Regions from separate parts of the Mus musculus genome. Here regions 2, 3, 4, 5 and 6 are each linked to region 1. Evidence: chromatin loops called from intact Hi-C (ENCODE). Cell type or tissue: heart. All regions are shown on one strand.

The links. Peaks named below come from ENCODE experiments on the same cell type or tissue, not always from the same donor. Only the 100,000 strongest peaks of a DNase experiment are listed, where the experiment ranks them.
Region 2: a loop joins it to region 1, with 2.5 times the contacts of the local background. A loop is called at or near these places in 6 of 42 quality-filtered maps.
Region 3: it touches region 1 in a loop (4-fold over the local background); 6 of 42 quality-filtered maps call a loop at or near these places.
Region 4: a loop joins it to region 1, with 7 times the contacts of the local background. A loop is called at or near these places in 41 of 42 quality-filtered maps.
Region 5: a loop joins it to region 1, with 2.6 times the contacts of the local background. A loop is called at or near these places in 3 of 42 quality-filtered maps.
Region 6: a loop joins it to region 1, with 6 times the contacts of the local background. A loop is called at or near these places in 26 of 42 quality-filtered maps.

What each region holds. Positions count from the first base shown.
Region 1 is chr3:123,319,707-123,324,706 of GRCm38, reverse strand. The region is part of intron 8 of Sec24d (Sec24 related gene family, member D (S. cerevisiae)); the gene reads right to left. Among named protein-coding and RNA genes, the nearest start is that of Sec24d, 55 kb to the right of the region's middle. In heart, a CTCF peak has its summit at 2,384 (motif pointing right); a DNase peak (open chromatin) is centred at 2,886; H3K4me3 peaks cover 416 bases; H3K27ac peaks cover 2,210 bases.
Region 2 is chr3:123,264,963-123,269,962 of GRCm38, reverse strand. Sec24d (Sec24 related gene family, member D (S. cerevisiae)) reads right to left here and starts at 2,467. Exons shown (of 23, transcript NM_027135.2): 1 at 2,427-2,467; 2 at 210-369. The coding sequence starts at 327. In heart, no CTCF peak of the experiment used is centred here; DNase peaks (open chromatin) are centred at 2,022, 2,652 and 4,942; H3K4me3 peaks cover 2,496 bases; H3K27ac peaks cover 1,979 bases.
Region 3 is chr3:123,255,912-123,260,911 of GRCm38, reverse strand. No RefSeq gene overlaps it. Among named protein-coding and RNA genes, the nearest start is that of Sec24d, 9.1 kb to the left of the region's middle. In heart, CTCF peaks have their summits at 4,120 and 4,701; a DNase peak (open chromatin) is centred at 4,461; H3K27ac peaks cover 527 bases.
Region 4 is chr3:123,163,362-123,168,361 of GRCm38, reverse strand. All of the region lies in intron 1 of Synpo2 (synaptopodin 2), which reads left to right. Among named protein-coding and RNA genes, the nearest start is that of Synpo2, 70 kb to the left of the region's middle. In heart, no CTCF peak of the experiment used is centred here; no DNase peak of the experiment used is centred here; H3K27ac peaks cover 3,113 bases.
Region 5 is chr3:123,104,509-123,109,508 of GRCm38, reverse strand. The region is part of intron 4 of Synpo2 (synaptopodin 2); the gene reads left to right. Among named protein-coding and RNA genes, the nearest start is that of Myoz2, 72 kb to the right of the region's middle. In heart, no CTCF peak of the experiment used is centred here; no DNase peak of the experiment used is centred here; H3K27ac peaks cover 907 bases.
Region 6 is chr3:123,232,703-123,237,702 of GRCm38, reverse strand. Synpo2 (synaptopodin 2) reads left to right here and starts at 1,554. Exons shown (of 5, transcript NM_080451.2): 1 at 1,554-1,800. The coding sequence starts at 1,696. In heart, a CTCF peak has its summit at 3,016; DNase peaks (open chromatin) are centred at 1,512 and 3,382; H3K4me3 peaks cover 3,472 bases; H3K27ac peaks cover 3,111 bases.

The DNA.
Region 1 (5,000 bases):
AGTGTGTGCAGAAATGTGTGTGTGTGCATGTGTGCATGTGTGCACGTGTGTGTGTGTGTGTGTGTGTATGAAATTCCTCCTTCTCCAGAGCCAGCTAAGCTGCTTGCTTTCCTTAGCCAGGGCTTTGCACCACACCTTCCCCAGCAGTGTCTTCTAAGAACGCTTTTACCTTTGGCCTCTATTCCACTCCTGCTCACTCTCCCCCCCACCTTTTCTATTATTAGTTCTGCTGCCATGTCGCATGAGTTTATCAGCATGTAAGTGACAGGGTCACGGAAGGTCAAGGACTAGGATGAACTTGTCTCTCCTGTTTTAGGGCTATCAAGGGTGTGGAATAGTCTATTGATACTATTTTTATTAAAATGTCTTCATTGAACAAAATGTATCCTTTTTGTGTACGTAAAATTACCGCTCAGAGTTGGCCAACAGGGTCCTATAGACTGTGCAAACATTGCAGGCTATTGCCAGGTCTACTGGCTACTCTCCACCGACTGATGGTTAGACCCTATTGCTAAAGAAACTAATATCAAATATGTAGAAATCGCACTGGTGCTAAGTAGAAGTTTCACTCCTAGAATTCATAGTTACTCTCTGCATGCTAGTTGGGGAGAAAAGTAATCGTTAATGTTGCCTAGCTACCAACCCTAGGACCTACAATAGCAATCAGCCTACTAGCACAATAGTAGCAGAAACTTTATGCACATCACTGAGCACTTTTTGCTTGAATGTTAGGCCTAATCCAGGAGATAGAACCCATACCTGATACTGCTAAGGTGGCCAGGAACCTGACACTAGATAGGTCATGGGCCTACAGGAAAACCTACTGCTTGTTATAAAGGGACACAGCAACAAAATGACTCCTGATAACACACTGCTTTACCCACACATCAGAACACTGCTCAGCCCTCATCAGAGAAGCCTCTTCGTGCAGTAGATGGGAACTGTTAACACAGAGACCTACAACTGGACACTGTGCAAAGACTAAGGAGACGCGGGGGCACTCAGCCACCCCCACACAGATATGAGATCTCCATCAACCCCTCCTTCTAGGCTCACGCATCTCTGTGGAAGAGGAGGTGGGAAGATTGTGAGAGCCAAAGGTGATGGATGATGGCCAGGAAAACAGCTTTTTGTTGTTGCTATTGTTATTATTGTTGTTTTGTTTTGTTTTTCAGACACAACAGGATGGATGCACCTCTGAGTTCACAGAGCCCGTGGCAGCACACAAGACCTGCGCAGGTTCAAACCAGACACAATCTCAGCTCTGAGAAGGGGAAGTGGACACGAGACCCCACCCCTAAGAAGCGGTCTATAACTGGTATCTGCGAGTAAAGAAAGAAAAAAATCGTTTTCTCCAGTGGAGTGTCTCTAATTCTATCAACCACGTTTCAGGGCAGGCTCCGTGCCCAGGAACAGCAGGCCAACAGAAAACGAATTCTGTGTTTTTGATGTGTGCACTTTGTGTTTTAGTAATTTTTTTGTGTTATTGGTTTTTGTTTGTTTTTATTTTGGCTTCTTAATGTTTTGGGTTTCTTTTTTTGAAAGGGAGAAGGAGACGAAGAACATGAAATTGGCTGGGGGGGGGAGTAGAGAGGATCTGGGGGAGTTTCATACTAAAATATGTTGTATGAAAAAGAACATTTTAAATAAATAAAAAGTTACTCAGCATTAATATGCTATCATTGATTAAAAACAAAATAACTTTGGATTATTTTCCTACATTAAAGAACCAGGTATTACAGGGTCAGTCAACATGTCCTTAATATCATTGATACAGTATTGTGAGCGTCCCTATTTTAACGATCAGGTTGCTCTCGCTCTTTCAGGCAGTGGTGACAGTCTTGCCTTGGTCTCTGAGCCACTATCTGCCTGAGCGATGCTTCCCGTGCACGGAGCAGACAGGTGACAGACAAGCATGAATGTGCCGTTTCTTTAAGGCCGGGGCATGGGCAGAAAGACCACATTGCCCAACGCCACCAAGAAAAGCTATGGAAGGAGATGTAATACCTGTCACAGATTCCATCTTCAAAGCAAACTCAGATGAGATGCTCAAGAGGATGAATCCCTGTGTAGGAAAACCCATGCAATTTTTTGAGATCTTTAGGCTTTTGTTTGGGCTTCTGCATTGTTACAAACACTGTAAATACAAAGTACATTGAGAGTAAGGGCATAAGCTTGTAATTCGGGCCATAGGGAGGCCTTGGGAGGAAGATTCTAGGTTGAGGGCAAGCCTTGACACAGATCATGTGTCCACAAAACTCTAGACACATAAGTTTTGCTGTAGATTGTCTATCCTAGGACAGAGAGGGGTTACAGAAAGCTGCTAAACAATAAACCCAGGAAGCCAAAAATTTTAAATTGTTTTATAGAATGTGTCCACTAGGTGGCACCATGAGACTGAAATTGAAAACATTTCCCCTGTGGGTAATGTCCAAGATAATGGTCACAACCACTTGTCTAACTTGAGTAACATTTAGCCAAACTTAGAGCAGCTAGTACTTCATAAAATTAATTTATAAATTTTATTAAAATTATCCAACAGTTTAAAACTATTCTAAAACAAATTAATAAAAGATAGATTAATATATATTATAGACATATATTTCATAGAAATTAAGACAGTTTACCAAACTTACTAAGATAATAGGAAAAACTGTATTTTAAATGTTTCTACTATTTTACCAACTTCTCCTTGACTCTGCATAGGAAAACAAAGATGCTGTTGAGACTGAAAGGCACCAGCACAACAGGCAACGTCATAGTAACCTAAAAGCCAAGGGTGTAAAGAGGCCAGCACTCCCACAGCGGCACCCACCTCCTGTTCTGTACCCTGGCAATCAAGGGACACAGCAACAACAGAGCGGACAGTGCCCAGTGCTGAGTCATGGCTCTGGGCAGCACTGTGATGGAGAGGAGAAAAGCACAGTACTGGTGCTGATGCTGGTACGAGGCCCAGCAACCACGCCTAAGATTAGTCACCTCCTGGCCAATGGCAGCCAGGATACTGTGGGTGAGCGCCTGCCCAACTCTTCTTATTTCTTGTCTTTGCCTCACTAGACACTTTCCTTAAATTTTTAATTAATATATAATTACATCATTTCCTCCCTTTCCTTCCCTCCCACCAACCCCTCCCACGTTTTCTCCCTCCAATCCTTCCCTCTTCATTCTCTCTCACATTCATCAACTCCCTTATTTAATATATATTAATATATTGATTAATTATGTATAATTAACCAATATTTTAATATATTGACTTTTATATATCCATGTATGTAAGTATACCTATGAGTACACACACATATATGCACACATATAAATATATAGCTATAAACTACTGAGATCATTTAGTTTTGTTTGTATGCATAAAATTTCAGGGTTGACCACTTGGTATTGGATAACTAAGTATGAGACCCATCTCTGGGAAAGAATAATTCTGAGAAATGAGAGGGAAACACCATCCACAATATTGCTAGAACAACATGGCTGCCTAAAGAAGACCTGAACAATGACATCACCAGTAGACAAGCTACCATAGAAGGGTAAAACTGCACGAGCCCCCTCCCTCCCCCAACCCCACCCCTCCCCCACCTCTCCCCCATCCCTAAGCACATTCTTTACCTTTTAGCCCCATTCACACGCACAAGCGCGCGCGCGCACACACACACACACACACACACACACACACACACACACAAGTTCTCTTCCCCACCCCCACCTCCAGTCACTTTCCCTCTTTTTCAGTATTTCTTTCCACAAATTGCATGATCTTGTTTGAGGAGAGTGTGTAAACATTAGACCGTGTGTTGTTAGTCTCCATCCCAGAAGACTGGTGGACACCCTGGTTCCTGTACAGCTCGAGGAGCGACTTTCCCGACTCTGCACCCACGCACATAGCCTGGCAGCACAGGGTTCAGGTTTGTTCCTCCTCACACGGGGCTATTGGTTTGCCAGTGACGTCAGCAAGCCCTGCCACTAGAATGAATTCAGCGTTGCGTGGCATAATCTTTAAAAGTTTCAAATGGAGTGCTCGTACTGGTCCCAAACTCCAGATCACAGGCTGTGTCCGGGGCTTCATTCTGGGCCAGTATCTTCAGAAACCATCCCAGAGTCCCTGTCTCTGGCTCACGACCTCCAGCTCTGACGTCGCAGAGCACAGGGTCACATGATCTGAAACCGGAAGGCCTTTCTCTGGGTGCTGCTTCACAGCCACATTAGCCTCAAGTTTCTTCCACAAGGAGACCCTCAAGAGCGTAGGAGTTCTGGGTGATCCTCTGGCACCTGATGCCCCTGCTGGAGCTGACCATAAGGATGATTCAATAGTTCAGATGCCAGGGCCTTCATGAATAAGAGGGCAGTCCTACCATAAAGCTAGCCTGAAGTCCCAGAAGCAATCCCAATCTCAGCCTCTGCCTCTGGCAGCCTCTGAATACACAGCGCCGTGCCCGCAGCGACGTGCCTGCAGCGATGTGCCTGCCCGAAGATTTTTTTTTTTTTTTCTGAGTGATACTAAACATCACACCATTTATCGTTTACATACAACTCAAAGATCACATTTATATTTTAAAGAATTTTTGTAGTTGGCTCTATTGCACCATTGAGGGGAAAAGTGTAAAATTATTCAAACTCACAAAAAGGTAACTTTCTGGAAGTATAAGATTAAGTTACTCTGCCTTGGGGTGGGGGTGGGGGGAGGGTAAACAGCAGCACATGAGATAAAGAGATGGCTCTGGATGGCCTCTTCAGGTTCCATATCCCCAGTGTTGTGAGTCACAGCTAAGGTCACCCCCCATTGATTCTTGGGTATCTTCCCTATCCAAGGTCTCTGTCATGTCCTCTAGATGCCCCCTCCTTCTCACCCCTTCCAGCTACAGATCTCCACTCATTCTCATGGCCATCTGGCCATCCCTCCTGAGTCTCTTCTCATACCTGATCCTGAATCCCCCCCCATCCCCCTCCCTCCCTATCATCTCTCCCACCCAATCCCCCCTCCCCTTTTTATT
Region 2 (5,000 bases), 55 kb after region 1:
AAACACTGGTCCAGGCACAGGAAAGATATGAAGAAGTCTACGTTGAAGAAGTAGATCTGTGAGATAAGTGCGTGTTTTGCTGTACGAGGCTCTCCAAATGATGCTGTTATATCAAACCACGGCTTCACTCAATGACTACCAACTAAGATATCCCACGTCTCTAAGCCTGAGGATTGAATAGTCATATATAAGTAAAAAGAATAATTTACCTGGTGGAGAGGATGCATGGGACGGGTCCCCATAGTGTCCGTAGTGAGGGGGAGAGATACCCATTCCAGGCTGGGACTGAGAATAAGGGGGTGTCGCCACATAGCCTTGTTGGCTCATGATGAAAATATCATTCCAAAGAAGAGCTACTGCAGAATAACCCTGCAGAAGTAAAGGCGAGAAGTTAGCAAGAGGATTTTAGATATCAAATGCTACTAAAAATAGAAACGCAATCAAGAAACATATCAGATGTCTTGAAGAAAAGTAAGTGTGTCCATTCTGGAAATAATCTTCATTTTATACAACACTCTTATCATAGTTATTATCCCCTGAATATGGCTTAAGACATCTCTTAGGAATCCAGTAATGTCATTTCGGGGGTCCCAGGAAATTTCACAGGCACAGATCTGAATAGTAATTGCTACCACGTTTCCCCTGGATGCCTGAATTGCTTTGAACAGTCTCTCATTAGTATTCCTACAACTCTGCATCTTGGTTTCCATGGTCACATTTTGAGAGCGCACCATGCCGTTCAACTGACTGACCACCATGATTACAAGCAGTCTGATGCTTCACAACCTGGATCTTCCTGGTGCCTTCTAATTAGTCTACTTAATCTGTACTTAAGACAAGGAAAAGCCATAGTCCAACAAATATAACCTGAGATAGACATGATGATAGTCTTTGTGAGTCATAATGGGACAAGCCAGTGGCAGCTCCAACCATCTCCGTCCAAGATGCTAGGGCTTCTCTCTAACTTAGATGACGTCACACCTCTAAGAACATAGGCACCTATATTTAAGGAGCTAAAAAAAAAGCCTTTCATATGTGGGTAGTCATAAACAATCACAAATATAACAGTCCCATCTTGACTCTATTCAGAGCCCAAATGCCAATTAGCTTTACACTTTATGTTTCCATGTTTTGCTAAAACAGATATCTCCTAGAGAGGTTTTTAAAAGATACTTTTGTTTATTTGGTTGGTTGGTTTCTGCAGAGACAAGGTTTCCCTTGTAGTCCTTGCTGTCCTGAACTTACTCTGTAGACCAGGCTAGCCTCGAACTCAAAGAGATCTGCCTGCCTCTGACTCCCCAATGCTGGGATTAAAGGTGTGTGCCACCATGTCTGGCTTTCAAAAAAACATTTGTTACAAGACAGGAGGTGCTCTGAAGCCTGGCAAAAGAATTATGATTTGTTTCCTATCTGCCCATGCAAAGCTTTGTGACACAGTAAACTGAAGAGGTTCTTTGGGCCTCAGTTTTCTGTTTTAGAAAATGAAGTGTCCAAAAGCCATATTAGTTGTGAAACCCTGATTCTCTAGTTTCTTTCCAGTTTCTCCATCAAGCATTTGGGTACCTCTCCTTTCTTTCTCGTTGCTGCGGTTTAAGGTAGTGGTTTAAGGTAAAGATTAGTAATACCTTCTAAGTAAGACGTGGGATCTCTTTATTCTGGAAATGGCATGCAAATTTCAAACGTGAAGACTAACATCCATGATTTAGCTTTGTTTTCATATTAAACCTTCAGCTTCCGAGTAGCAACCATGAGTATGATGAGGTCACTGTCTTGCTAACGGAGGACAGAAAGGCAGACAAAGGTCTCTAGTTCACTGTGTTCCTGACAACACTTTCCCTCCTCCCACTGCGCCTAGAGAGACGTGGCAGTCGCTTGGCCCCGTGCAGCCCAGAGCCTTCAGAAGACCGCACCGGCGCACCCACGCAGCAGCTGCGGAAGGGGAGCGGGACAGCGATGCTCACAGCAGGGGACTGGAAGCCGCCCAGCCCTCTTCCCTGGTCCTGGGAGGAATTCGCTTCCTCACCCTTCTCTGCCACGTCAAACTTCCTCACCCAGTACACCAAGTTGCAGAAACCTGACTCAGCTGCAAGCGGCGACATGGCAGAGAGCCACTTGGCACAAACCGGCCTCGAATCCAAACCCCGAGCGCTCGGATTCTACAAAGACACCCTTCCCCTTCCACTGTCACCCGGGACAAGTTCGCGTTTCCCTCTAATGATGTCCCGGAGCTGAACACTGTAGTTGCCATTTTCCCTCGGAATATTTCCAGCCCTCTCCTCCTCCGGGAACCAGAGAGCCAAGTTGATGGGGAGTCGCGGTGCAGCCGCGTGTGGACGCTCCGCACCCTCAGCCCGAACCTGCTGTACCTGTGGCTCCCCTTCCTCCCCACCCTCCTCCCTGCGCCCTGCGCCCCGCGTCTGCCGTACCTGCTCTGCACGCTCCGCGCCCCGCGCCGCCGCCGCCGAGTCGCTCTGGGTTGCTAGTGCCACGTCAGGCGCCCGGGCGCGCGCGCGTGCTGGACCCGCTCGCTCCCGCGGCGCGCCCTGGCGGGGGCGGGGCCGCACCTCCCACTGCGGTCTCGCGCCTCTTTCCGGGTCTTTTCCTCTAAGCTTTTCCTTCGCGAGGCCCCGCCTCCTCCAATTTGTCAAAGATCCTCCGGAGCCGGTGGCAGGGGACTTGGGTGGGGTGAGGAGGGCGCGCTCTGGGTTCAACAGGTGGCACTGAATCGCTGCGCTGCGCTCGCCTTACTGGAAGCGACGCGTGTCGGGGAGTGCTCAGTGGCCAGAGGAATCTGGCGCGTGGACAGACAATTTGATGACGTCTTCCAGCACAACCACAGAAGGAAGGAAGGCCCACGACAGCCTGGTTCTGTGTGAAACGAGACGCTCAGCTGAGGTGTCCTCAAGGAAGCAAAGGGTTGCAGGACCTCCGTGGGCTTGCCCACTTAACTGGGTGTGCCCCACCCACAAACAGGAACTGGCCTGTGTCAAAGGTAGATAACTTTTAGCTCACCTTTGGACAGAAACAGTTGAGAAACACCTATTTGGCCCTAAAATCAGGACCAATAGGCCACACTCCAAAAATGTCTCACTATCAGAGAGAAAGTATGAGTTCAGTCCGCAGCCGAGCTGCGAGTTTGGGGAATCTATGAAAGTTTTATGAAATAAAAGCAGCCTAGTGATTTTGCCCTCACTGTGTGCCTCCTTCTGAGGAACCAGAAATAAAAGCTCCCTAAAGCTTGACTAATCAAAAGCTACCTGAGTAACTTTTCCTGTTGCTGTGATAAAATACTCTGGCAACCACAACTAAAAGGAGAAAATGTTTATTTTGGTCCACAGTTCAAGGGAGTAATCCATCTTGATGCGGTAGCTTGAGGCAGCTGATCACTATGCGGGCACAGTCAGGAAAGCAGAGAGCAATCAGTGCTTGTGTCTGGCTCTTTTTATGCAGTCCAGGATGCCAGTCCAGGGAATGATGTCCCACACACTGGGCGGGTCTTCTCAGCTCAATCCATCTATGCTCAATATAGATCCTCTCAGACCTGCCAGGTCTTCTTTTAGAATTATCATTATCAAGACATGTTGTTGTTGTTGTTTGAGACAGGGTTTCTCTTTGTAGCCTTTGCTGTCCTGGAACTCACTCTCTAGACCAGGCTGGCCTCAAACTCAGCAATCCACCTGCTTCTGCCTCCCAAGTGCTAGGATTAAGGACATGAGCCACCATCACCCACAGTATTAGGAATTTTGAGGCAACTGTGTCAACTGTTTATCACTAAAAAAGAAACCAATTTAAAGGGTAATAATTTGCATTGTCTCAGTCTCTAAGGTTTCAGTCCTAAGTCATCTTGCTGAACTGCTATAGGTGTCTGAAGATGCAAAGCATCGTGACAGGCAGGAGGACTGACACAGTAAAGCCGCTCATGTCACAGTAGCCAGGAAGCAAAGAGGGAGACATAGAGGGTCCCCAAGCAAGCCACAGCCCCCATTCCTGACCCTGGTGAGTGATCTAGGCCACGCAACTTTCTTCTTCTTCTTCTTCTTCTTCTTCTTCTTCTTCTTCTTCTTCTTCTTCTTCTTCTTCTTCTTCTTCTTCTTCTTCCTCCTCCTCCTCCTCCTCCTCTTCCTCTTCCTCTTCCTCTTCCTCTTCCTCTTCCTCTTCCCCCTCCTTTTCCTCCTCCACCTCCTCTTCTTCCTCCTCCACCTCCTTAGATAAGACACCATGACCAAGGCAATTTAGAGAATGTTTTTACTGAGGATTTACAGTTTCAGAGGAGTAGAGCTCATAGCCATCATGTCAGAGAACATGGTGGCAGGCAGGCAGGCAGGCAGGCACGGTGCTAAAACAGTATCTGGGAGCTCACATCTCGATCCCTGAGCACAAGGAAGAAAGAGAAGCACAGGAAATGCCCCTGGCCTTTTGAAACCTCAAATCCTGCTGCCAATGACACACATCCACTAACAAGGTTAGACCTCCTAAGCATTCCCAGACAGTTCCACTAACTGGGGACCAAATATTCAAAAATATAAGCCTATGGAGGCCATTCTCATTCAAGCCCCCACATTCTACACTCTTGGCCCCAATAGGCTTGTGGTCATATCGCAATGCAAAATGCATTCAGTCTCGATGCCATTTAAAAGTCCGAATTCCAATTCTTTTCTGGGACTCAAGGCAATCTCTTAATTGCACACCCTCCTGTAAAATCAAATTACATACTTCCAAAGTAAAATTGCACAGATTATACGTCACCTTCCAAAAGGGAGAGATGGGAGCACAGTGAAGAAACACTGTACTGGAGCAAGACTGAAACCCAACAGAGCAGACTTCATAAATCCTGTAGCTCTGTGTCTGATGTCAAAGGACTTAGATGGCTCTGCCCCCACGAGCTTTGGGCTGGTTCTGCTCCCTGTGTGCAGCTGTCTCTGGCAGACATCCCGTGAGTCTAGCACCTCTAGCATCCTGGGGTCTTGGATGCAATCCAGACTACACTTTCACAGCTTCAT
Region 3 (5,000 bases), 64 kb after region 1:
CAGAACACCCGCCTGGCACTTTGAATGACTGTAAAATTTAGATAAAACTTGGGTAAAAACGAAGCAGTTAAATACAATTTGATTCTCTATGCCAGTGCTTATAACTGTTATAGAAAGTATACCAGTGACTCCACTGATAGAAATAAAAATAAAATAGAAAAAAATAGAGCCTTGATAGCAATGTATTAAAACTTGCCATTTTGTAAATCCCTAAATAACTTCCTCTGACCCTTGTAACTTGTTGAAGGTTTCCAGCGCCTTTTTTCCAGTTATGAAAAAACATCCAGCCACAGAAGCGTCTAGCCAAGGGGATCTACTGTAAATTGCCACAGCTGATCACATGTCATGATGTGGCAGAAGTTTGGCTTAGAAGATAGTGCTTTGTAAAATCACCTTAATAAAAGGAATCTGAACCCAAACCAACACATAAGTTAATACTACCTATGTGCATACTGTTAACCTATGTGGCTTGATAAGCCCCCCAGGTAAGCCTTATAGAAAGCACACAGTGATCTACCATAATAAATAATTTATAATTTGCCTTTTAATAAATAAGCAAAACTCACTGGCTCCTTTACAAAACGGAACCTACTGGTTTACACAAAGCGGTAGACTCAGTGTTGTGCCCAGAGACTGACCCGACCCACAGCACCTGTTCTGCTTGTGTAGAGTTGTTATCATCGGGTAAGTCTTATCATCTCCTCGGTTATCCATTTAGGAAGGAGGCTGACAAGCTTTCCTCTTAGCGTCGTCTTTAAACTTGATAAGGTCATAAATGAGTGGCAGTAAGCAACCATGATCCTAACAGGAAGGACCAGGCTGATAGAAGTACCTGCCTTTACCTATGTCTAACCAGAAATCCTGCCTAGACTTGGCGTGCCCAATTGCTTGGAAGTCTGTCATAATGTTTGTTATTTTTAGGGTTGGTTAATGAAAAGGCTCTGTGAATATAGCTGGGTCAAACTCACTGCAAGGGAGTATAGCAGGCATGCCTTGGGGGTTTTGCTTGATTCCTCATTCTGCCCAGGTTTGAGAAGGCAGTTGAACGACTTTGGAGGTATCTTGGAATCAGTTTGCCCCATCTGCAATGAGATGAAAGAAAAGAGAGAAAGAAACCTCCGGTTGGCCTTTACCTTTCTCCACCCTCTTTCTCTAATCCACCTGAATGGGCAGCCCAATCTGACACCAGGGAGCAGCTAAGACAGTCTAGTTGTCCCAGGGAGAGGCTGGAGTAAGTAGTAGGATTTCTACCTCTTACCCATGACTCAGCACCCTTCAATCTCCTGGTTTCCTCCTTTAGTAAGCCACATAAACTGTAAACCACTCTTGTAAAACACCTTTTAATACAGATCAATTTATCAGTCTGTTCCTTTAGAGAACCCTGATATAGAACCAGGTCTCTATGCATTTGCTCTGCTTAACACTGCATCCTGTGCACAGCTAAGCCTGCATCAGTTCCTTCCCTGGGACTCTTCTGCCCTTTTTGAATAGGTTTTCCTGGGAATTCCAGCTTCTAAGATGTCTGTGTTTAAGACTCTATTCTCTCTGGGTGCAATTTTTGGTTTTTTTTTTTTAGATGTTAGAGACAGTGGTGATACTTACGGATTTTAACATTTTAGATGATGATGTTCAGGGTAGTGTTTTAGTGGTTGTGATGACCTCTGGGTTTCAGTGTCTCAGTTTGCCTAAAATAATCCCCATGCTCATTCTCCAGATATAACAACTAGGTTGTCTGGTCATAAAGGCTGCTGGGGCCAGTTTGATGGGTCTGCCCATTGTTCAAATTTCCACTACAGACTCACATAGCACATAATTTCTGTTAGTTAATATTTGCACGGCAGAACTCTCACCTTAGCCTAACCTTTCCCTGTCAATCTCTTTGGTATTCCAGACAATTAATTATGCCTTGGCCTGAGGTTCTGGTTCTCAATATGTAGCAAGGTCCCAGGCTGCTAATCAGCAAGGACACTGAGATACGAGGGGAATTAACGATTAATCCATGGAATATGTGCCCAAAATAGCATCTGGATAGTCCTACCACAGTGAGCCTACAGAGTGCCCTGAACATGCGCCAAGAGTGATGGGTGACAAATTAAGTATGGAATATCTGGTTCTATTAAAAAAGCTAATGTTGGAAATGTCACTTGGTAATGTGTGAAAATTTCTAACAGTGAGCTTTAATGGTCAAACATTAGTGCTATTTTAAGATGGTTGTATCAAGTTCACGCCTGGATGTATGTGACCCAGGAAAATATTTACATGTTGTTCTGTGAGGCACAATTTCTGACTTAGATCACATGGTTTCACATTTAAATTTTACTCATTTGCACTCCACGTTTTCTTGTGATTATACAAAAAGCTGAACAACTATATTTTTAATTGGATGTATTAACAGAATAACTTCACAAACAGATGGTAAGATGTCATAGCAACACACCAGGTGCCACAGCAGAAAACCTTCCAATCTCACAACCAAAGTAAATGCCACAGTTGTCAAATTGTGTACATACTTGCTATGGTCACACAGGGGACTTGGACTAGATAGTTTACACATTTTGACATTAAAATAAAAATAATTCAGGCTCAACACAAAATCAGGTGCTTCCTCTGCTACTAATATTAGTCAAATTTGAGAATGCATAAGTGTTTAAGCAACCTCTTTTTAAATGGAGTTAAGAACTAGACAATAGCATAATACTTATTTATGTCTTCAAATTTTCTTGAAAATATCAAATGGAAAGTAGACAGAATGTATCAACCTTTGAAACAGTTAGCAAGTTGCATTGAATATCAATACTTACACAGAGGTTGATATCTTGGCTAATTTTTACTAAAGCAAAAGAAAAATTAACAAGTTTTTCAAAAGCCTAAGTGATAGTGAGGTCTGAATTTTATATTTAAATTTAATACATGAAGCTTTGGTGAGAATAATTATTCTGTCCATATCATCTCATTGTCTGTTTTAACTAATCTCTTTACAGTTAAGATACAACTGACACATAGAGCTATCACCAATGTTAAGTATTCAGTTTCTTGCATAAGTATATTCTTATGCAACTGTCAATTACATCTGTCTCTCTCCCTCTTTGCTCCATTTCTCTCTCTTCTCTTCTCTTCTCTTCTCTTCTCGTCTCTTCTCTTCTCTTCTCTTCTCTTCTCTTCTCTTCTCTTTTCTTCTCTCCCATATTCCCCAAAGAGCCTTCTCCTTACCACTTATAGCAAAATTCTCTCCACCCCCACCCCACTCCCCATGGTATTGTTACATAGCAAATTGCCTCTATTTGAGTGCATAGCTGGACTTTTTGAGCATATTTAAATATAATATGTTTGAAAAGAATAGTTTTCTCCTTTTTTGCTGTTGGAAAGAATGTGAGAAAGAAGGTGCCCAGAACCTTCAATAAATAAGAAATATGAGCATTCGCCTTTAATTTTTATACTCATTGTGTTTCAGATAAAGTATATAAATTTATTTTGTTCTTAAAAGTTTATAAAATCAGCTGGGCATGGTGGCGCATGCCTTTAATCCCAGCACTCGGGAGGCAGTGGCAGGTGGATTTCTGAGTTCGAAGCCAGCCTGGTCTACAAAGTGAGTTCCAGGACAGCCAGGGCTATACAGAGAAACCCTGTCTCGAACCCCCCCACAAAAAAAAAAAGTTTATAAAATCATTTTCTTTGATTTGGGTGAAATTTTCTAAAAGACACTTACTGTGGGACTGGTACAGTTTATAAAAGCCATATAAAAACATACAATCTCTTTATACATTCTTTCCTTATAAACATAAAATGTATGCCTTTATTTAATAATTTTTAAAATCTTCTCTTTAAAATAATTTATTAGTAAACATATAATCAAGTTACTTTCTGATTATAGTGTACTAAACTTAGACAACCTGCATACTATCTGCCATCTACAAATACTGTAATCTTTCTCCAGCCATTAAAGGAACAGCATAGGGCTGGAGAGATGACTCAGCAATTCAGAATGTAAGCTGCTCTTAAAGAGGATCCTGGTGGGGACTTCTGGGTTGGACAGAGAAAAAGAGGAAGCAAGAGAGAGCGAGGGGCTTTTTGGACGGGGATAGCAAGAGAGCAAGATGTAGTTACTAGTGTCTCCACCAGGATTCGCCACTGGAGAATTTAGAATGAGTGTGGCTTACAAGATTAGGATTCTAGTTGAGCCCAGTGATTGAGTTACCATTGTTTCTGAACTAAGTTTGTGTTGCGTTTTCCTTCACACAGTGGTTCAACTGGGTTCAAGAGAAAAAGGTACGGTGGCAAAGCACGGGTTTGCCAGATGTGCACCACAAAGGCTGTGGGAGTTTTTGAAGTATGGGGCTGGGGTGGTAGTGACCCACCAGTGAGAACTTAGCGAGCTGGGTGGAGAGATTTTTGGAGCTGAGTCAGAGAGTCTCCATGAGAGATAAGAACTGGCTGTCAAGAGTCCCCAGGCTGAGAGTAGCTGAGAGAAGCGCGGGAACTTGGAGTTCTTTTTAATATTTACCACAACAGGTGGCGAACCACTGTGTTGGGCAATCCAACTAGAAATTTAAGATTTACGATCCACTAGAAATTTAAGATTATTAGCCTGAGAGAGTGTTTTTCCTTTCTTTTTTTTTTTAAGTGAGTAGCTGAGTAGTGCTGAGTCATGTAGACTTGAGTGTGGAAATTGGAACAAAGAAAGCTGGCTGAGCCCCCTGCTGTGGGGAATGCAGGCTGGTCTGAGTCAGGAGACAGAAGATGGAAGTTGCCTTTTTCTTAAGGCAGAGATTGATTGAACTGTGAATTTATAAAATTGGGATTATTTGCTTTTAGGATAGACTTATATATAGATTCTGTCCGAATCACGTGGGGAATTTCACCAGCGGTTTGGAACTAATATAGGGAAAATTAGTCACTGACTCCAAGTAGAGAGGACAGTTGATAATTACCTGCTATAAACAGGTATTAATTAATGTCTGTAGCTCCAGATAGAGAGATCAACAGATAGATATTATAACAGG
Region 4 (5,000 bases), 160 kb after region 1:
GGGAGAAACCTGAGCGCCACACCTAATTCTTTTCGTTGGTTCCATCCTCTTCTTAATTTCTAGATGAACCTTCTTGGGTACCACATTAGTTCATCACTACTACCACAGGCTTCTAAGATGGCCTCTGGTTCTGCTGCCTCCCTACCCCTTTCTCCACAGAAGATGTCTTTGGAAATTTCCTAGAATATCACTCTGTGTTATCACCAAGTCTAACACTTTCCAATAGTACCTCAAACCAATAGTTACTTCCATATTGCTTATGTTTTACTGTAATGGTGGTTACCAGTTGGCTCTCTCTCTCTCTCTCTCTCTCTCTCTCTCTCTCTCTCTCTCTCTCTCTCTCACACACACACACACACACACACACACACACACACACACAAAGGAGTGTTGATACAAATATGATCTCTTCGAAGAGGTACCACCCAACTGCCTCTATCTCTGATTTCTGGTTGCTCTATCACCTTCTATATGGTTCCTAGTTGATATGTCATCTTATAGGTCATTGGCTTCAACTTAGCTACTGCTCTCAAATTGCCTTCATCTGCAGTGATACCAGACCCAGGGTCAGTGTTCAATAAACACTTGTCTTTTAAATTCCAGATATACAGATATAAAACAATAGAGGATTACTACTCAGATGTTTGGTATCAAAAGTCATGTGATGTGGCTTTAAAGAAGCAATGTTTGTGCCCTTGTCTGATTCCACTCTCTGGCTCTTTGGGTGTGACCTCTGTCTGAGCATTAGCTCTGCTGAGAGGGTGAGTTGTTGTCTCTTTGGGGGTTTGTGCTCATGAGTACAAGTTCCTAAGGAGGTCAGAAGAAAGCATCAGACCCCTGGAGCTGGAGTTTACAGGTGATTGTGAGCCACCTGATATGGGTGTTGGGAATGAAATCTGGGTCTTCTGCAAGAGCGGTATGGATCTAAACCACTGAGGCATCAACCTAGCCCCTGGGAAACAGTTTTTAAAAAGAAAAGCCACAGGTTTACCCTGAAGAATATATTGATAGGAGTAAGAAAATAAAGAGGAATCATTTAAAACACACACACACATAAAGTGATTAGAAAAGAAAACATGATGTAGCCAAGTGTGAAGTCCCACTTACTGACAGAGAGAACACTGCCACTCGGTCACAAAAGTGCTAATGGATCTCGGATACGCTGTGCTCTTGTGTTAAGGTCAATGCTCTTGTCACTCATTCGGGAACAACTGGACATTTCTGGCAATGCAAAAATTAATTTAGCTATAAACATAAAATAATAAAGTAAACAAGGGCAGGAGGGATAACTGGGATAATATAATGAAAATATCCCTGTCATACTTTCTAAAAACGTTTAATTCTGCTACGAAATGTTTGGAATTGTGGAGGGTTCCAGAATAACCCTTCTGTCCCTCTTTCTCCAGCATTGCTTTGATTTCCTAGAAAACTCTGACCTTTGTGTGTGTGTGTGTGTGTGTGTGTGTGTGTGTGTGTGTGCTACAAAGTATTAGTTGTAGAAGTCTTTTTTGTTTCAGTTCATCCTGTCCTTGAGTGGCTGAGAAATCGGAACCAGAGGGTGAATGGCAACATTAGGAACTGGCAAAAGCTTCCATCTGTCCCAAGCTGCTCCAGCACTGTGCCCATGTTTGGGTTTCTCGAGCAAATCCACAGTAGTTTGGCAAGTCCCACCTCTGGAAGGTGACACGCACCCTTCTCCTCACTACCCATTAGCCACGATTCTGGCCTGGGAGCCTGGAAGCCTGCCACAACGTCTAGAATTGGAGAGTAAGTTGAGACCTTAGTGACATCATGAGGGAGACTATGGCTAAAGAACTACAGTGTGCCCAGGTTAGCAAGCTTCATTGGAAGGCTATATTTCATCTCATGATATGCAGATATATAAGGCAGGCAGGGGCCATTTTTGAAAGGAGAAAAGAAAGTGAAAAAAATATAAGTACATTCAAGTTAGAAGTGGGTTATTACTTTTTCAAGATAGAAGTGGGTTTTTGATTCTAAAGAGGCCCCCTTTTGCAATTCCGTCAGTGGGAGAGTGAAGTATTAAAATCCCTCCCACCTGGGCAAGCACGCATGCTCATAGGTCATTCCAGTGAGTGTGCACAATGTCGGTTCTAGTCCTATCTAAGGGTTTATCATCTTGGGATTCTGAAGGCTGGAGCAAGAGGACCATGAGCCTGAGACCACCTTGAGCTACCTAGAGAATCCCTGTACAAACAAAAAGAAGGAAAGGGAAGAAAGGAAAATATGAGTTAAACAATGGATATATTTATACAAGCCACGAGAGAGAGTAAGCAACCTTTTATCCTGAAATGCAGAATACATCTGCAGCAGCAGTAATAGTTCCATACCAGATCTGTATGCATGTAGGCCTGGCCCAGTGTTTTGTGTTTCCATCTTTAATCTTTTCAAACACCAGTTCTTCCTTCTTCCTTCCATCCATTATGCGCAGAGGAAGGTGGCTATTGCTGGCTTTAGCGTAGCCCAGCCTCAAACTCCTGCAAATCCTCCGTCTCTCAGCCTCTCAGAGTGCCGGGATCGTGGGCACGTACCACTCTGCCCAACCTCAGCTGACATTTTTATTAGCATTTTAAATGGTATGAGTGGCATCCATAGTCCATAAAGCTTTCCTTGCCGGGATACAGTCTGCAGAGCCTCTGACCTAAGAACTTGAAATAAGCTTTTTGCGAGGCTTCCTAGGAAACCTCTCTTCCGCCATCCGGGCCCTGCCCCTAGGCGAAATCTGGGAGGCCAGAACTTCTCTGAGCTTGAAGTGTGAGGGCATTTACCTCATGTCTGGTCAGGTGATAAGATGGCTCTCCCTGAGGAGGGATGGCGCCTATGCTGATGTCTGCAGCATCGGCAGGGGAAAAGGCCCTCCCATCAGCCAGCCTGTCTACCAGGCTTCTGAGGACACCCAACCCAATGCCACCCGATATTGCAGGTGCTAAAAGGAAACATACAGGACAAGAGAAGGGCAGAAAACAATTAGATTAAGGGAAGATATTAGCTGAGGAAGGTTTTTAGTTTGACACATTAGGGCTCCACGCTTAACTCTCCTCTCCTAGTCTCCTTCCACTTTCTGTCTCCTTCTCTCCCCTGCTCCCTCCCCCACCCTTGCATCACCTTTTCTCCCCCCCCCACCCCCATTCTATTCTTCCTTCCTCTATCTAAAGCAGTTCTAATGGAAAAGGGTCTGTGGAAAAATCCACTCATGTATTCATTCAAAAACTAACTGTAACTAACACCGTAGAGAAACAAAATTGTTACAAACAAGAAAACCTGTACCTTCAAGGGAGTTTACAATCCAAAGTTTCTTGCCAAAGAAAGTTAACCTTTATGTAGAACATGTGTTGTTTTTCCCAGGTGCTAGCTGGGGCCTCCTGGCCTCCTGAGTTCTGGCTTTCCTCTTGGAGGCCAAGAAGGGCACCCAGGGTCCTGTCCTGGGTGTCACCAGCTCTAGCTTGGCTTTCCTGCTTTCTGGGGATCTTTTATCTCTTTTGTTCAAGATTTCCAGACTCTCCCACACTCTCTATCCCCAGTCCCCTTCATGTCTCATATGAAGCAGCCACGAAAACAAGGCTGATAATGTCTTGTAAACGCTTGAGCTGAAAGCTTTTGCATCACAGGAGAGCGCAGTGATAAGGCTGAGATGGCACAGTGCACATTTATGTTCTGGGTCCGTTTGAATTCACCGCTGCAGAGCCTTCTCGCTGGCAGCGTGTGAGCCTCTGCCAATCTTCTATCCTTTCCCACGCTGACAGCTCACGCCCGGTCCTGAATGGCCTTCCACTTTCTTCCAGGCTCCAACTTTTTGCTAGTCTTGCTTGCTAGTATATTCCTTACCATAAATCCTCCAAAGTCAAGTTCAAATGCATTTCCTTTTCACCTTAATCTAGCCTGGTGCTCAGCAAAGACGCCTTTCAGAGCTCAAGACCCAGTTTCTATTCCCCATGGAAGATGGTTGTGGTTTTAATAGTGGAGAGTAGGCAGACCTGGGGAAGCCAGACCCAGAAACTGCTTTTTGTGAAGTGGGGGTTTAGGGAGGATAAACTGCAGGGTAGAAGATAAGGCAGCTTGTTTGGTTTTGTGACCTTTGGGCTGCAGGGTGACAGAGAAGCCAGATTAACTATTTCTGTGACCTCCTGAGTCTCCAGAAGAGGGCTGGTTGCTTTATGGAATTCCAAGGGTCGCAGGGTCCTAAAAAATTATGGGCCATTTTTATGGCCCTGGTTTGGGAATGAGGGGTTTCTTTTGCATATAAGTAGTACTTAAGCAATATATATTACATAAGAATTATAGTGTGTATATTCTTACATAATATATAAGCATCATATATGTTATATAGGCATATGTAAGCAACCCAAAATATCTATGCAACCCAGAGCTAGTTGGACAGCTGAATGAGGGAAGCTCTGCCTCTACGAGTTCTCTTAGGAAGCCTGCAAGTTGATCAAGTGCTGTCCTGGTTTGTCCCCGTTGTGCATCCTATAAAAAACAAAAACAAAAAACAAACAAACAAAAAAAAAAAACAGTAAGTTGAATAGATCGATGCGGTTCTTGGCATTCTTGAAGCCAGTGGCAGAGTAGGTCCTTTCATACAAAGCTCGGAGTTATTTACAGAGAGAATGGTAGTATTTAAGGAATTGGTCTTTAAAAGAGGAGCATCTGGCCCCTTCTTAGCCAGTTACTGCGGCATAGTAATCACGCATCCTCACTTAGCATTGAGTGGTTTGCAGAGCTTAACCTGGTGACTTAATACACTCACATCACAAGTGGATATTGTGAAATATTGATATTTCATTTCAGAAAACAACAATGTAGGTGGTCCAGCTTCACTGTAGAGCCCTCTGATATCCCAGCTGATGTGGCTGGCTAATTCATTCCTCCTGTCCTCTGTATTGATCTCTGCTGTTTGCCCTGTGCTCTGGGAAGGACAGCCCTGAGGAATGATGTTCACTGCGCTTCCCTAAACCCTTGCAGCTGACTGAGTCTGCAGTCCC
Region 5 (5,000 bases), 220 kb after region 1:
CTCTGTTGGTTGGTTTTGCTTGCTCCTTCCCTCTTCCTTTCACCTTTGTTAACTCACGAAGTCCATTTCTGTTGTCAACAACAGTGATAATGAATCCCCGAGGGTGCCTTGTGTTGAGTACCTGAAGATCTATACCCAGAGGGATCCACTGCATGCTTTATCCACTGAGGGAATCCCAGCCACAACTGAAGGACTGTGCTAAATTTTCCTTCCGAGAGGCTCAAGCCTCCCGTCCCAGCAGGAACAAGGCGCTGTGAGCACACAATATGAAGATTCCAGGAGGCAGGCAGGTAGCATGGAAATACAAGCCCAGCATTTGCCCCTGTTTTTGGGGGGAACTACATTGACACCATAACCTAAGAACACTCACTAGCCTATCTCTAATACTTCGATCATAAACAAGTTCTATTTTGAGAGTAGCTAATACACAGTGTATGTATTTAGACTATCCACTGTCACATTTTTTAGAGCTATGTTTTATCTTGCACATTTGGATGATCATTCTCGAACTCGTAAACTGCTATTATGTACAGTGATTGTTGACAATACCACGTGTCAACAATCCCATTTAATATGCACAAGAAGAAACTAATTGTAAGCAGGGGGAAACACGTCTAAGCTATAGCTAGTTATGTAACATAAGCTGGCGTCTTTTATTCTAGAGCAGTGGTTCTCAAACCTTCCTAATGCTGCGAACCTTTATACAGTTCCTCATGCTGTGGTGACTCCCCAACCATAAAATTATTTTGTTGCTACTTCATAGCTGTAATTCTGGCTACTGTTATGGATTTTAATGTAAAATATATGATATGCAGCATATCTGATATGCGACCCCTGTGAAAGGGTTCTTGGATCCCCCAAGTTGGGAACGGCTCTTCTGGTTAGTGCCAACATCTCTCAGTGTAGAACAACTGCAGATCACCCCACAGCCTGTACTAGAGCATCAGTAGTCACATCTGCAATGTCACAGACGATTCTCCTTTAAAGGAATGAACCGGCACCTGAGGCTGCTCTCCTGTTTGCAGTCACTGGGAGAAAGAATGTGAATGGTCTCTGCTACCTCTGAAAGGGCAAAGCTCTCCGACACAGCCAGTGAAGCCCATTGTGAGCACTCAGTGTTTCCCCAGTGTCACTTAAGTCATTTAGCGCTCACATCTCAAGGTGAGTTCCCCTGAGTCAGCTGTGCTCTCTCAGGAGTCCCCACCAACCAGGCAGGAAGGAAGGGCACTTGAAATCAAGGTCGGTAAGAAGTGACTGTTTTCTGAAAGGCTTAATTCTTCACAGGCTTTCAGAAGGAAGCCAGGAGAGCACGCTCACCTCACCTGAAGCAGAGCTGTTGCGTTTGCTTTTAAACGTTTTACTGTGCGTGTTCATGAGAAAAGTATGTAAATTCCAACCATCGATATTCCCAGAAACACTGGCCCCTGATGGTCTTATGTCCCATATCACTGGACTCTGGGGAACACAGAGATTTTTGTTAACACTTCAAAGCTGCTGGCGGAGTCAACAAGTATTCTGGGAAAATACCAAGTTGAAATTCTTCTCTTGACTTCCTACCAGAGTTGGCTTCCAGCCACAAAGCAGACCAGCAAATTCCCATAAGATCCAAACAGCAGGCAAAAGTGCTGAATGACCAGACACCGCATCTCACCCCGTGAGCTTCCATTCCTCGAGGCAGGAGCACTGATGTGCAGTTGTTTCCTCGACAAAGTCACTTTCTAAAATGTTTAAAGTGTGTGGTCCATACGATGTGTGCACACTAATCCACCACTTGGCTCTCAGAAGTCAAAGAGCCACTCAGAGGCGATTGAATGGAGAGAATTTTAATCTTAACATTGTCAAATCTGGAGCTAGGGGTGTGTTTGGGCACACAGATGCAGGTTCCTGGGTCCCATCACCCAGACCACTGTGAGGACAGAAAATTCTGCCAGACAGGTTTCAGATTACTGATTTGGTCAGAAGATTGGCAGCTAACTCAGTATAATTGGGGGTCTTTGTTTATCTCTTTCTTGATCTGTTTATCTACATCCGGTGTAGTTTACCACTGCCGAAATGATAGTTTAGAGTCCCTAAGCACAGCCCACCAAGACCTGCTGTTCAATCTCCCTCCTTCCTGCCTCTGCCAATGGGAGCACTCAGAAATGTTCAAAGCACTCTGCAGAGATCTGATCTCATGGATCCAAAAGAAAGGTCCCTGGTATATGCATGAGAAACAGTTTAAAGTCAAAGGACAGTAGCTGGCCCTGCATGAAAAAGAAATGTGCCTCGTAGGAAGAAACAGAAAGTGTTCTTGGAAGTTGACATCAAAGAGTACAGTGCTGGGTTCTTCTTGATGGGGGAATGACATTTTGACACACTGGACAACCCTGAATGAAGACCTGCAGTCCCTATCAGGATGTCAGTTAGGGACAGAAGCTGGGGCGGCCATTCACACAGTTTCAAAGCTTCCGAGGACTAGAGTGTGGGCAGAAGGTAGGAAGGACAATTAGCTTATTGATAGTCGTAAAATATGTGAGTGTTTTACATAAACTATAATGAGAATACTGAGTTTACAAAAACTTTAGCCCGGCATCAGCTGAGTATCTTTCCTACAATACCCTTTTGATTGGTTGTCCAGGTAAAGGAGGTAGCATTTTTGTGCCCATTTTATGGATTGTTGATGGGGTTCCGAGGCACAAAGGCTGGAGACCTTGCCCTAGGTTGTACACTGTGAGCTAGCATTCTGTTAACAACTCAGTGTGTGCTCTGCCTTCCTAACCAGCCACACTGCTTTTACTCCTGGGATTTACCGGGAGAGGGAAGGTGGTTTGCTACTTAATGGAACACCTGAAATTCAGAATGTTTAATAACGACCTGTCAAATAGGAAGTTAAAAAGGGGAAATAAAACTGAAGAGCTTGCCCCCTCTGCTTCCTCTGTTGGCCTGTCATTTAGATCTACTGACCCAACTTGGAGATGTTTTTGTTCTTTCTTGGGTTCAAAAGGCTTAATGTAGTTTTTGTGCGGGTCCTGAGCTTTGGATAGTGGGTGAGGCTGATACATACACCTGCTGGCAACGCCAGTACTCTGCATCCATGGCTACATTGTTTCCACCCTGCCTTCTCACTCCAGAAGACCTGCTAGTTGTCTGCTGGGCAAGCAAATTCCGCATGAAGTTCCGTGTTGGATAAATGGCTTTCCATACAATAGGCTTGGGAAGGACCCTTTCATCCGAAGATAGACCATAAATTTATATACTATGGGAGCTTGATGGAAATGGAAATAAGTCTCTAAGAAAGACATAGCTATAAGGTGGGGGGGGGGGGGATACGGCTCTGACAGCGAGTTTGTGTGACAGGGTCACAGCCTCTGGCTAGGCAAGGGATACGATTTAGAAAATGGAGTCAGGGCTAGGAATATATAGCTCAGTGGTAGATCACTTGCCTAGCGTGTGTGTGAGGCCCTGGAATGAATCAAATAAAATAAAAACCCAACAGAACATGAAAAAGGGGGTTGGTGATGCAGGGGGTAGGATGGAGGGAAGGAGGAGGGGTGTGCACAAGAAGAAATGCAGACTAAACAAAAGGAATGATTCCTTGGCTTTATGCATCCCCCCCCCCCCGAGAGAATTCAAAGAAATTTCCTGTTAGATAGTTGGGTAATTCAAAACCCATCACTTTGGGCATCCTAACAGTACTACTAAGCAGAATTATAATGCGAGACTCGCCAGCTTCCAGTGTTTCAAAGAAGACGAGTAGTTATCACTGGGACCTGTGAGGGTGACACTTCCAGCTGAGGCAGCAGCCACCCTAGATGTACCTGGGGTGGGGGGATCAACCCTTCCTGCTATGCAGACCCCATTGGAAGATTCCCCCAAGACAGACAACCCTCCCTGTCTTAGGCTTATAATTGCTGTGAAGAAACACCATGTCCAAAAGCGAGCTGGGGAGAAGAGGGTTCATCTGGCTTACCCATTCACATTCTTGTCTGTCATTGAAGGAGGTCAGGACAGGAATTCAAATAGAGCAGCAGCTGATGCAGAGGCCATGGAGGGATGTTACTTACTGCCTTGCTCCTCGGGGCTTGCTCAGCCTGCTTTCTTATAGAACCCAGGACCACCAGCCCAGGGGTGGCACCACCCACATTGGACTGAACTCTCTCATCAAGAACTCGTTAAGAAAATGCCCTACAGACTTGCCTGTAGCTCAGCCTCCTGGAGGCCCTTTGTTTTTTTTTTTTTTTTTTTCAATGGAGGCTCCATCTCCTCAGATGTCTCTAGTCTGTGTCAAGTTCATAAAATTAGCCAGCACAGTCCCTGTCAAATACTTCCAAGCAACCGTAGACCACACCTTACATTTCAGACAAGTGTGCTGAACAGACTCCATCAAACAAATTCCCAGCCCTTGTAGGCTGGTATGTGCCAGACTGTGCTCACTGCTACCAGGACCGTAGAGGACCAAGAGAAAACGGAGATCCGTGAGAAAGAACAAAAGAAAACCCTCAAATTTAGTGACAATAATACCGAGTGACAAAAATTCCCGCAAAATTAGGAATTAAGAAGCTGTGATTTGGGGACAGGGCATTGCTCAACAGTACAGTGCTTGCCCAGAAAATATGAGGTTCCAGGATCCATCCCTGATGCTGGGGAGGAAAAAGGGACTGGTTTGATTTGGTATGATCAAAAGATAATCACCTCTTAAGTAAATTCCATGTGGGATTACCCGAGATGATGCAAATACTCTCTCAGCACACAGAGGTGCACACACACACACACACACACACACACACACGCACACAAACCCTTTTATTTTTGAGATAGAGTCTCACTGTGTGTTCCTGCCCTGACAACACCCACTGACCCATTCATTCACTGCACCTCACTGTCCCCAGGCCTGCTGCAACTCCCTCTGGGGACAAAGGGTCAATGACCCGACCTGTTTTGCAGTACTTGATCTTGCCTAAGAGGTATGGTTGCTTTCCAAAGCCAGACTGAAATCTAGGTCTCCACAGAGCAAGCGCCCA
Region 6 (5,000 bases), 87 kb after region 1:
GATATGAAGCAGAAAGTTTTGGCCAGAGCCAGAAGTGGACATGGCCCTTTAAGGCCCACCCTTGGTGACCCACCTGTGCTAGGTTAGACACAGTCACAATGATTCCACAGTCTCCAAAAGTGGTGCCACCAGACCAAGTGTTCAAACACAAGACATTTGAGCTGTAACCCCTCTAGCACTGTGAAATGTGTTTGCTGCAAAAGTCCAGCAGTCTGTGATCTTTGCCTGGTGTTAGCAGCCCCAGCAGTGAGGCATGCCCAAGTGCTCCAAGACTGAGAAAGGCAGCAACTCTGAGCTCTGCGCACCAACAGTTGTCGCTGGTGTGCATGTCCCCTGTTCTGTGATCCTCCTGAGGGAATGTAGACAGCCAGGAGCAGCAGTGCCTCCACATACCACCTTCAGCCTCAGAACAGAGAGGTTTTTTTTAGTAAACAGAGTGGAAAATGCCTCAGAGGGAGGGCTGAGGACATCCTCTCTCACTGCTGGTTCTGCTGCCCCGCCCCTCCCACTGGAACGCCAGAGCTCTGTCAGCACCTGCTCAGATGGCATTTCGATAATGTGCCTTGGGAAGGCATAAATATTCCAGGCCCACCAGGCCTTAGTGGGTCAGTAGGTAACGAGGAATCCTCTGACAGAAATCTTGTAGCACATGTCACGGTGACTGCACAAATGTTTAGGCATCACGTTGATTATCTTTGTATGGGGGGAAGAGGGGCTGGAGCTTGGGCAGCTGAAGGCGGTTAGGAGAGGGAGAGCCAGTTTTCCTCAGGGGCTGTGACACTGAGGCTACCACTAGATTATCCTTCACCCACATAGATTGGTGACACCAAGAGGACTCCGTCGTCTAACAAATGAGCACATGAAACTGGAAGGGAGTTGTAGCAGTGGGAAGAGGGGAAGGATGGGGTGGAAAGGGGCCAGGACATGGATTGGATCTAAACACATGGTATGCATGCATTCTCAGACAATACCAGCAAAATCGAAAACATCTTAAACCTTGCGATAGAAAGTTATTAGGAGATAGTTTACTGTGGAAGGCCCTCCTTCTCCTCCTCTAAACATATGTTAGTTCAGAAAAGCACAATTTCAGAAAACATTTTCAAAAATGCTCTTGTTTTATTCCCCCCACCCCTTAAAGGGTTGCTTTCTTCGGGCAGCAGGTAGAACAGCAACGAAACTTGTTTTATCTTTTCTTTCTCATTCATCAATGTGGCAAACATAGAAGTGTTTCTTTGAGAAAGTCTAACTCTCTAGTAATGAGAGAGCTTACGTTTTAGCTGCTTACTTGTGGAGGTTAAAACTCCCACAGCCCGGCTACTATTTATAGAATAATTAAATCTCGGTTCTATTCAGGTGCTGGCACGGAATCTGCTAAAGCAAGAGCAATGTTGTCCTCCCCGCTCTCCATTGGCCCCATTCTGTCCCAAACAGGGATTTTTCTTTTAGTGCGAGGCTCTGTCCTTTTAGCTGAAAAGTGGGCCGAGCAAAGAGCGTGACGCAAGAGAGGGCGGTACAGGTGCTGGGAGGGCGGTGGGGAGGCTCGGCCTCCGCGCACTTTCCCCGCAGCCGGCAGCGGGGCAGCCTTGCGTCCTGCACCCTCTGCACCACCAGCCCAGCTTAAGACGCGTCCTCTCCTGCACCGCGGCTTCCCCTGGCTTTCTCAAGCTCTTGATGCTGCCCAACTGAAAGGAGAAGATGGGCACCGGAGATTTCATCTGCATTTCCATGACTGGAGGGGCGCCCTGGGGGTTCAGACTGCAAGGAGGCAAGGAGGAGCAGCAGCCTTTGCAAGTTGCAAAGGTAGGAGGACCGAGAGAGGCTGTTGGATGCGGGGAAGGTGGGGAGGGGGATGAAAACAACCTGTTGATGGTCTTTCAGGTCATTTGCTTGTCTTCTGCGCTGTTGGTAAACTTATCGAGAATGTGGCTTTAAAAAAAAATTTTTGTGGGAAAATGTATACCATATGTCATATAATTAGCTATCAATCAACGGAGGGAATGCTAATCCTATCATGTGAAATACAGGCTGGTTAATTATCATCTGACAGCCAGCAACCTTAAGCTGCTTCCATAGCATTCTCTCCTTCATGTGTTGCTGGACTCTCCACAGAGGAGACAGGCCTCAGCTCCCCGTAACCACTGGGCATGGACATTTGGTGGGCTCTAACAAATAATTGGTAGTGACATTTATTGTGCAACAGGCGTAAAAGGACCAGTTTGGGGCAATAATCTTTAAGGTATAAAGAACTGTCATGAGATCTGTTTAAGAGACTAGCCTTTTAAGGATTTAAAGAACTGTATATTCCATTGACTATACTCATGTGGCTAAGAGCTCAAGATAGTCATAGATACTTTATTATTTTTTAAAAAATTTATTTTATTAAAATATAATTACATTATTTCCCTCCACTCTTTTTCCTTCCTCCAACTCTGCCTATGTACCCTCCTTCCCCAATTTCTGGATTCTTCTTTAATGTTTAAATATGTAAGTATGTATTTATGTATGTATGTATGGGTACATATATATGTATATATATATGCATAAACTATATAAGTACAGCCTGCTGAGTCTCGTCAGTGTATTCACAGATTCTTTACAATGCATTAATTACAGCTTTCTGGTGCACCTAATAGCTATTTAATACGTTGTTTATCTTTGTCACATTAGATTGATTTTCAGTTTAGCATAATACCCATAATCTCATTTAGATTCGAACTGGCATTCAGCTAAAATGAAGTTAGAAAGCAAGAAAGTAAAAAACTTTTCATCAAATGTTAACATGGAACTGTAGAATTCTGTGCCAGTATTGGAAGGCATCAAAGGTTACTTTCTTGTTGCATAGCTATAGCTAAAATGAATCTAGGCCTCTATGAAGCCCATGGGTCACCGCCTTTGTAGCTATATTCTTTTTTCCCTTTCATAAATGTTCCCTGTGAAGACCGACGTTTCTTTGAAAATTTCTGCTCTCGAGCATCTATTGGAACATTCTTTCTTTGGTAGTTGAATCCTGCCACCTAGTGAGAGGTGCAGAAATGGAAGTTGTGAGCACAGAACTGGAAGATGAAAGCCACTTAGATCTAGAAAGTTCCTCAGACGTCCCAGGTCTTTTAGTTCTTTTGGGACATGGTGTCCTCACCTCGAGCTCCTGTTTGGGAGGGCAGAGAGATGAAAGGATTGGAAGGGAGCTCTGCTGGAATCCTTTAGGAGCCAGGAACCAACAGCAGATAAAACGTGAATGCCAGATTCAGCACATTGCACGGCCTAGGAGACGAAGGCAGATTTGCTCAGTCGTAGCTGGTTGGTTGGCTCCCTGTCAGCCGAGATTTGGGTTCTACTTGCAGTTCGGCCTGAGGCTCGTCAATCACCAGCCCTGACTCAGTTGCCATGGAAGAGGAGATGTTGCCTGGGATAGGGAAAGAGAAACTCCAGGAAGAAACCGTTGCTCACTCACTCACTAGTCCTAACAGCATGTGCTTCAGGGTCCCCCGCCCGCTGACTGCAGTGTGGGGACAGGGGTGGCTGAGAGCTGTGGTTCTGCACAGGATTTGCCATGGCCAAGCCGGGAAGGCACAGTGGATGGTGGGTTTCTTCTGAGTTCTCTGATGCACTGGCTAGTTTAACTCTGTGAAGCCAGTTGCTGAGGGAAGGGTCCTGTGGGCCATCTTCCATCAATCTCTCAATCACCAGGCTGTGTGAGGGTCAAGAAAGAACACTGAGCGGACATTCCTCAGAAATCATCTTTCCTAAAATATCCAGGCAGTATGTTGATGGCTTTAGAGGATTGTTACGAAAGCAACTAGGTCTTCACTCTAATGATCTAATTTGTCAGAGGCTGGGGATGTAGGTCAATGGCAGAACCTGTAGGAGGTTCTGAGTTCATTCCCCAACACTCCTCCACACCACATTGTATAATTTCCTAGTTTATTTAGGGTCAATTTTAAAATGCTATCGTGAAACCTTTGAATGTTTGCTTAATTTGTGGTTTTGTGGGTACTCCACACCCTACCATCTGCTTTTTCCTCGTATGTTAATGGGTTGTAAAATGAGTTAAATGAGGTATAAACCTCAGATAACCATGACTGTGTCTTTCCCCAGACCGTGTTCATCATTGGTTCAAACTTATTATATTTGATTTTTTTTATATTTATCATACTTGTTTTAGAAAGCTAGAAAGCTTAAGTCACTAACTCAACTCAGTGGGCAAACCTTCAGGAAAGGCTCTTCACAAGGTGAAGTGAATGTCCGTTGCCTGTAGCCTGTCTTTCTCATGATGGCTGAGTGACCTCCAAGTAGGAGAGAGTAAGTAAAGGAGCTGAAAGCTAAGTGGAAGAAGATAGCTCGCAAGCTAAATAAAGAATATGCACACAAAACCCATGGGAAGAAGAGGCAGGGGTATCAAGGCAGTCATCCACATCTGCATAGTGAGTTCTAGGCCAGCTTAGGCTACATGACATCCTCTCTGAACAAAATCCATACAAGTAATTAATTTTAGAGTTAAAAAGTAGGAGCGTTTGTATAAGATGGAAAATTTAATTACAGCGAGTACTTGTATCATGCCCTTTAGCTTGTAATAAAATATTTAAACATCTAGGTTATTTTATAATCCTATGTAGAAATCCTAACTGGCTGAAATAGTAGTATAAAATTCAGCATCATTAAGATTAGGAATTTAATTACTTTTTAATTCCCAGGAAATATCTTTCTAGTAAAAAAATTAGTTACTTATGAGAGATGCACAAGTATTTTTTAACATTTGCCTGGTATACTGAACAGTATACGAACCCTAAAAAAGAGAAGAATTTTAGTGAACGTTTTCATTGACATTTAAACTGAAAAACTTAAAGTCCAAGTAACTGGTATTTTTCTCTACATCTGTAATGCAAAGCAAGCCTTTGTAACACACACTCAAAGGATACTCTTCAGGAAAGCAGATTCTTAACTCATCCCTGGAGCACGTTTATCTAGACAGAAGACCCCGTTGTATGTGTGTTTGCAAATTT